2 separate regions of the Homo sapiens genome follow, and region 2 is linked to region 1. A link is a loop called in an ENCODE intact Hi-C map of the cell type or tissue named here. Cell type or tissue: Caco-2. All regions are shown on one strand. Each heading gives the region's core, and the rest is flanking DNA. Links, peaks and the distances in the headings are about the cores only.

The links. Hi-C counts contacts between places; a loop is a spot of excess contacts. Peaks named below come from ENCODE experiments on the same cell type or tissue, not always from the same donor. Only the 100,000 strongest peaks of a DNase experiment are listed, where the experiment ranks them.
Region 2: a loop joins it to region 1, with 3 times the contacts of the local background. A loop is called at or near these places in 1 of 110 quality-filtered maps.

Annotation. Positions count from the first base shown.
Region 1 is chr2:60,090,669-60,093,479 of GRCh38, forward strand. No RefSeq gene overlaps it. Among named protein-coding and RNA genes, the nearest start is that of MIR4432, 300 kb to the right of the region's middle. In Caco-2, for the core only: no CTCF peak of the experiment used is centred there; a DNase peak (open chromatin) is centred at 1,373.
Region 2 is chr2:60,363,876-60,366,686 of GRCh38, forward strand. All of the region lies in intron 1 of MIR4432HG (MIR4432 host gene), which reads right to left. Among named protein-coding and RNA genes, the nearest start is that of MIR4432, 22 kb to the right of the region's middle. In Caco-2, for the core only: no CTCF peak of the experiment used is centred there; DNase peaks (open chromatin) are centred at 1,816 and 2,511.

The sequences.
Region 1 (2,811 bases), core at 261-2,760:
TTTGAAAGATCTCCCCATTGACACACACCCATTTCTGATTGAACCAAATTTGGGTACACATTTTCTCCAGTACAATTTTAAATAATCTAAGAAGATAATAAAATATCACTAGTTTGGGGCTTTTTTAAATGCTTGGTTTTATCTTTAAAAAAAAAAGCATACACACTTAAGAATGCTATATAAGAATGATTTGCCTTAATTCTGGAGGGGAAAATACTTTTTAAAACTCAGAAAGCTAATGCGCTTGGCCATAGGTCAGGCTTCAGGAATTGTGTAAAATTATTCAAATACTCCCTGATGTTTTTCATCCACAAGACAATAGAGACTGTTCATTAAATGTGGTAGGGGGAGAGTCTGTCAGCTGAACACTTCTGCCATCTTGATGTATCCCAGATCCAAAATAAAATGAGAATCTGTTTTTCTATCTCCAACAGAGGAGAGGTGGTCAGATCTCTAGTATCCCCAGAACGGGAACTAGAATTCACATTTGACAAGACTAAATTCCCATGACAGGAGCCAGTTTCTGTGCAATCGGGAGTTCATCTGTCATTCTTCCTCTGCCCTTCCTCATTGTAACCTGTGATCAAGAAAGTGTAGAAGGAAATAACTACCCAAATGAAACAATATCTCACAAACCATAGGAGCTAGACTCCAAACCAAAGTCCTCCAGTGGATCATTATCATTTTAGCAGGATAGTTTGTTTCCTCCAAGAAAGAAATGAATGGGCAAAACTCCAGATTGGAAAGTCATGAGTCACTCATCCTCTATTTCCACCTGCCCCTTCCCCTTGCAGAGGAGTCTCAGAAGTTTATCACTCAGCCCGAGTCAGAGCAGTCCATCTGTCTGCTTGGTCAATCCAGGAACAGTTAACCTCGATGATTATTTTCCACTCAGTAGTAAAACCTTTCCCTTCACACAGCTTGAGAGTTCTGACTCTTCACTTTCACTCACTCTGCCAGCCATTTAAGCCAGAAACTCCAGGCAGGCTGAGTGGAAGACATCATTTGTAAACTCTGCTTGCCAAGGCAGGAGGTCTAGGGGGCTCTCCGAACCACTGCAATAGAGCCTTTTAACACGGAACAGTGCAAATTGTCCACCAGGGATGACTTGAAATATATCTTCAATGCACAGTGCCTGGTGCCTCCAACCTGGCTCCAGCTGAGTTTCTACCACTTACGAAGGACTCTTACAAAACAGCCCTATGGATCCTCTCTGGCTGTAGTAAAAGAGGCAGCTTCAAATAAATTAGGGAAAATTCAAGATGGGAGACAAAAGAATGGGAATGTTCTTGTAAAAATTTGAGTCACTTGTCCCTGAACAAGATACTGTTATCTTGCTAAATACACGCACACACACACACACATACACACACACACAGAGGCAGCTACTGAAAGCAAATCCACTTGTTAATGTTCAACTCTCCTATCTGGCTACGGAATAGGCTAGCAATAAAGGGCAGTTAGATCAGTTCTTTTAGGCGCACACACCACTGATAAATCAGAAACAATAAAGCTGGAGACAGGCTTGCTGGGCCCCAGCTGGTATTGCTTATATCTGTCCTAAGCAATCAGGAATCATGGAGAAACTTCTTTTTGGAACGCCTAACCGCAAGACTTCACAGTGACCGCCTCAATCCCACATGCCCATGTGCTGAAGGGGGTTCTGGGGAGTGAATACCTTTATTCTTTCTGACAAGATCAATCAGTCTCTCTGGAATCTCCCCATGGCCCACTTCTCACTGGCCAGCTCCCTTCCTCTATCCCACCCCCACATCTAAGAAAAAAACATTAAAACAATGAGGCATTGCCTTTTTCCTTTTCTTTTGCCAGAGGCTAGCCAAACTCTGCTACACTCTGACGCAAAGCACACCTTAAGGAGTCATCTCCAAGAGGGTAAAGGGAGGCATTGTACCCTAAAATCCAGAGAAGTCAAAATCGCACACAGCACACCCGAGTCCTCACACAATAGAGTCTGTACTTCCACCAGGCCAATTAACTGGATTTCTACCTGAAATCTCTCCCACATCAAACTAAAAATCCTGGCAAGGTACAGGGGTTCAGTGACACAAGCTCATTTTCCCACTGCAGGCCCAAAAAGCATGGTGGTTCTCTGGCCAGAAACAAGCCCTCCCTCCCACAGCATCATTTCTCTCACACCTGTTCACACACAGAAACATGGGCCCAGCCTGTCCCAGGCTAGAAGCACACTCTGGGCACATCCCAGCCTTTGCAAATAGACTGGCTTCCTCTCCATCCTCTCATTGTGGGGGCCACAAATAGAATCTCATTTTCATTAATTACTGCAGCCTCTACCTATTGTCAGTCATCAGAACCTGCCATATGGTTACCATCAGGTGCGCTCAAGTTCCTATCATGTGGCATTCCCGGATGCCCTAAATAGATATTGCAGAATCTGCTTGTGTTTTTACAGGGCCATTTATATTTCAAAGGAGCTCATTCTGCTTCAAGAGGTTGCTAAAGGGGGCCTTTCTGTTCAGCACTGCACTCTATTGAAAACCCCATGCTTCCTATTGAACATTGCATCCCTTCTCTCAAACACCACTGCCATAATGGGGAGCATCCTGTAGACTATTGCCTTTGAGAAAGACAGTCTAGGGGTTTTTTTTTTCTATCATTTTAGGCAGGGGAAGCATGGGAGAGGATGCCAGGAGGATTGGTGAAAGGGTATATCAACTCTCAGTCAAAACTAGATTCATGAAGAACAAGAATAACTCAGGAGAGCCTCAAAGAAATCACGTCCATAAACTATGTCATGTCTTACATAACTATGAAGAAATCCCTTTAAATATT
Region 2 (2,811 bases), core at 254-2,753, 270 kb after region 1:
GAGCTCAGTGAGCAATCCCCACCTATTTTAAAGTGTAAGGACACCACCAGAAACATGAAAATCTTCCTCCCACTCTTGTTCTTAGTCACTTGAGCCCACTACACTCATGTGCGTGGATGCAGAAAATAAAAATGGCCTGCAGTCCCTTGAAAAACTTTCCTTAATCTTGATGTTACTTTAAAGCCATCATAAATCATGCAACCTGCCAATCTTGTTGTGTTTTATAAACTGTGGGAGCAGTAGAGCATTTCTGGCCCAACGATCTCCTAGTAACAAATGCCAGTTCTAATGCCACTGCATTTTCTCAATACCACTTGACCTCTTAAACAAGGCCCTACAAATATATTAACTGTCATATTCTCAATTTCTTTTTTTACAATGGGAAGTGATATTCTCTTATGACTAGCCTGATGGAGCCAAAGGCAGCTTCTTTCTGGACATTGAAAAAATACCCAATTGTGGTACGTAGGCCTTTCCTGCCTGATAGCTACCACCCCTAACACTCCTGAGTTATCTCTTCCCTATAAACCCCTAGGGTCACACCCCACAGGCTCTCCAGGTTCCTGCTGAATCCCAGCCTGCCCATGCTCCTTGATGGCATCCAAATCAGTGCCAAAACCAAGCCCTGAAGGGGGACACTCTGCATGGCCTTCAGGATCAATGGAAAAGGCAGAACCCAGGCGAGCCGAGGGCCTGGCTTGCCTTCAGGAAATTCCGGGCCGTCTGCAGCAGCTGTGCTTCGAGTAGTACAACAAATTCACTTACTGAATGACAACAGCTTTATTGGCAAGCCAATTCAATTAAAGCCCCTGCATCCAACAAAGTCTCCGGCAGCCCTCTCTGCATAAAGAACATGGAATCGTGCCTACATTTCCCTGAGTGCCCTCAGCCCTAGCTGTCCCTCTACATGAGAGGGAGAGGGATGAATGAATTAGACACGGATGATGGTAATTAATGGCTGGCTGTCAGAGAGTCATTTTGGAGGCTCAGCCGTTGAAGGCTCCATATTAAAGGCCGGATCCCAGCACAAACTGACCAGGACAGGCTAGAACTCCCTCTCTAAATGGTAGGAGTGACGTGGGCACCTGGGGCAAGAAGGGAGGGGGAAGCAGGAGATGGCGAAGGAGGTTTAGAGGGGAAGTAGAGAAGCAAAACAACAGGCTGCTTGCGTTGATCAATGCTTTTTACACTATTGATATATAAATAATATGTTCATTTTTCGTTTTTACAAAATATGTCCTTTAGGCTACCATTACGGCAAACTGACTTCAGAGTTCTGACATGAGCTTATTAGGGGGCGGAAAGGGAGGGCTGCCTGTAGAACTAGAAACAAAACACATTTTCTCATAAAATATACATAGCAGATCATTTTCGCCTTCAGTAACAAAGATAAAATCAGGGAGTTTTTTGATCCCTGGCACAGTCTCGCCAGCCATTCTTTTGGTACTTGGAGAGGCCTTAAGGAAGAGGGGATGGAGGATGGATGGAGAGGGATGGAGGAGGGGCACCAAAGGGAAGGACATGGATAACAAGTGGGCTCCAGCTGGCTCATTTCCATGAAGGTGGGCAGCCCTCACTCTGCCTGCCGCCAGTGCCACCAACAGAGCCAAGTGCAGGTTAACTACCTAGCGGGAGATAACTTGGGTATATTGTGGTTTAATTATTCCTGATAGTAACAGGTTACCATATGCACCATTTGGAGCATAAACATAGGCCACATCCTAAGGGCCAACCTGATCCTTCTCCAACAATTCAAGTCGGGTGAAAAGCTAGGCTCCCGGCTCGTTCTATTTGTGCAAGTCCTAGTCTTAGAGGCCACAGGGCCTGAGCTTCCACCCATGAAATGTGGGGAATTCTGTGACTATACTAGAATGAACTTCTTATCTCACTCCCATAGAGGACAAATTCCAGAAATTCCATTCAGAAAATCTGCCTCTCTGCTCATGGCGATCCTCCAGAATGTTTGCCTAGAATCGAACTTCAGAATTAACAATTCAGAGCAAATGCCAACTCCACCAGGAAGCTTTCCCAGATTCTCTCAATAGGAATAAATTACTTCCCTGTTACATTCCTACAGAACCCTGCATGTGCCTGTATCGTGGTCTTTAATTCATTTCTTTTACACCATAGTCTCCTCATGTGCCTTCCCTAATAGATAAGAGGCTTCCTGGAGCCGGGGTGTGGGCTTTCTATAGAGCTAGTGCTCAATAAATCTAAGCAGAATTGAACTGAATGGCCCTTAGGAAATGGAAATAATTTGGCAATGCCTTAGTCTTGGAAAGTTGTATAGGGCCTTATTATGACCCTGCAGCCATCAAGATTTCACTGCCGCTTTCTTCATTGCAGCCACCAAATTAGTTGCCCACTTTAATTAGAACAGAGGCCAGATGTCTGGCCAGCCCTACTAGAACCGGAAGAGCTAGCAAGCTGGTGGAGTTTCCCAGCTGGGGGCCCAAGTGGCTGGCTTCATGTGGTTGGGTCACCTTCCCTTGCATACTTCCTTCCCTCTTGACTCCTTTCTCCCCCACCCCCATCCTGAGGACAGCTGTCCCTTTTATCACCAAAGCCCTTTCCTGACAACACATCTGTCCAGCACAATGTTTCACACTGTCCCATGATTCGGCTACCCAAGGCATTTGCATCTTTGATCACTGCAAGGGCATGAAACACTTGTGTCCATAAAGAGCCAGCAGAGACAGGGTATCCCCTTTCTGAAGCCTACCATCCACTAAGTAATGAAATCTAATATTTAAAGGGCATGACACCCGTTTATACTAGATTTCATTAATCAATGTTTCATGGAAGGGATAA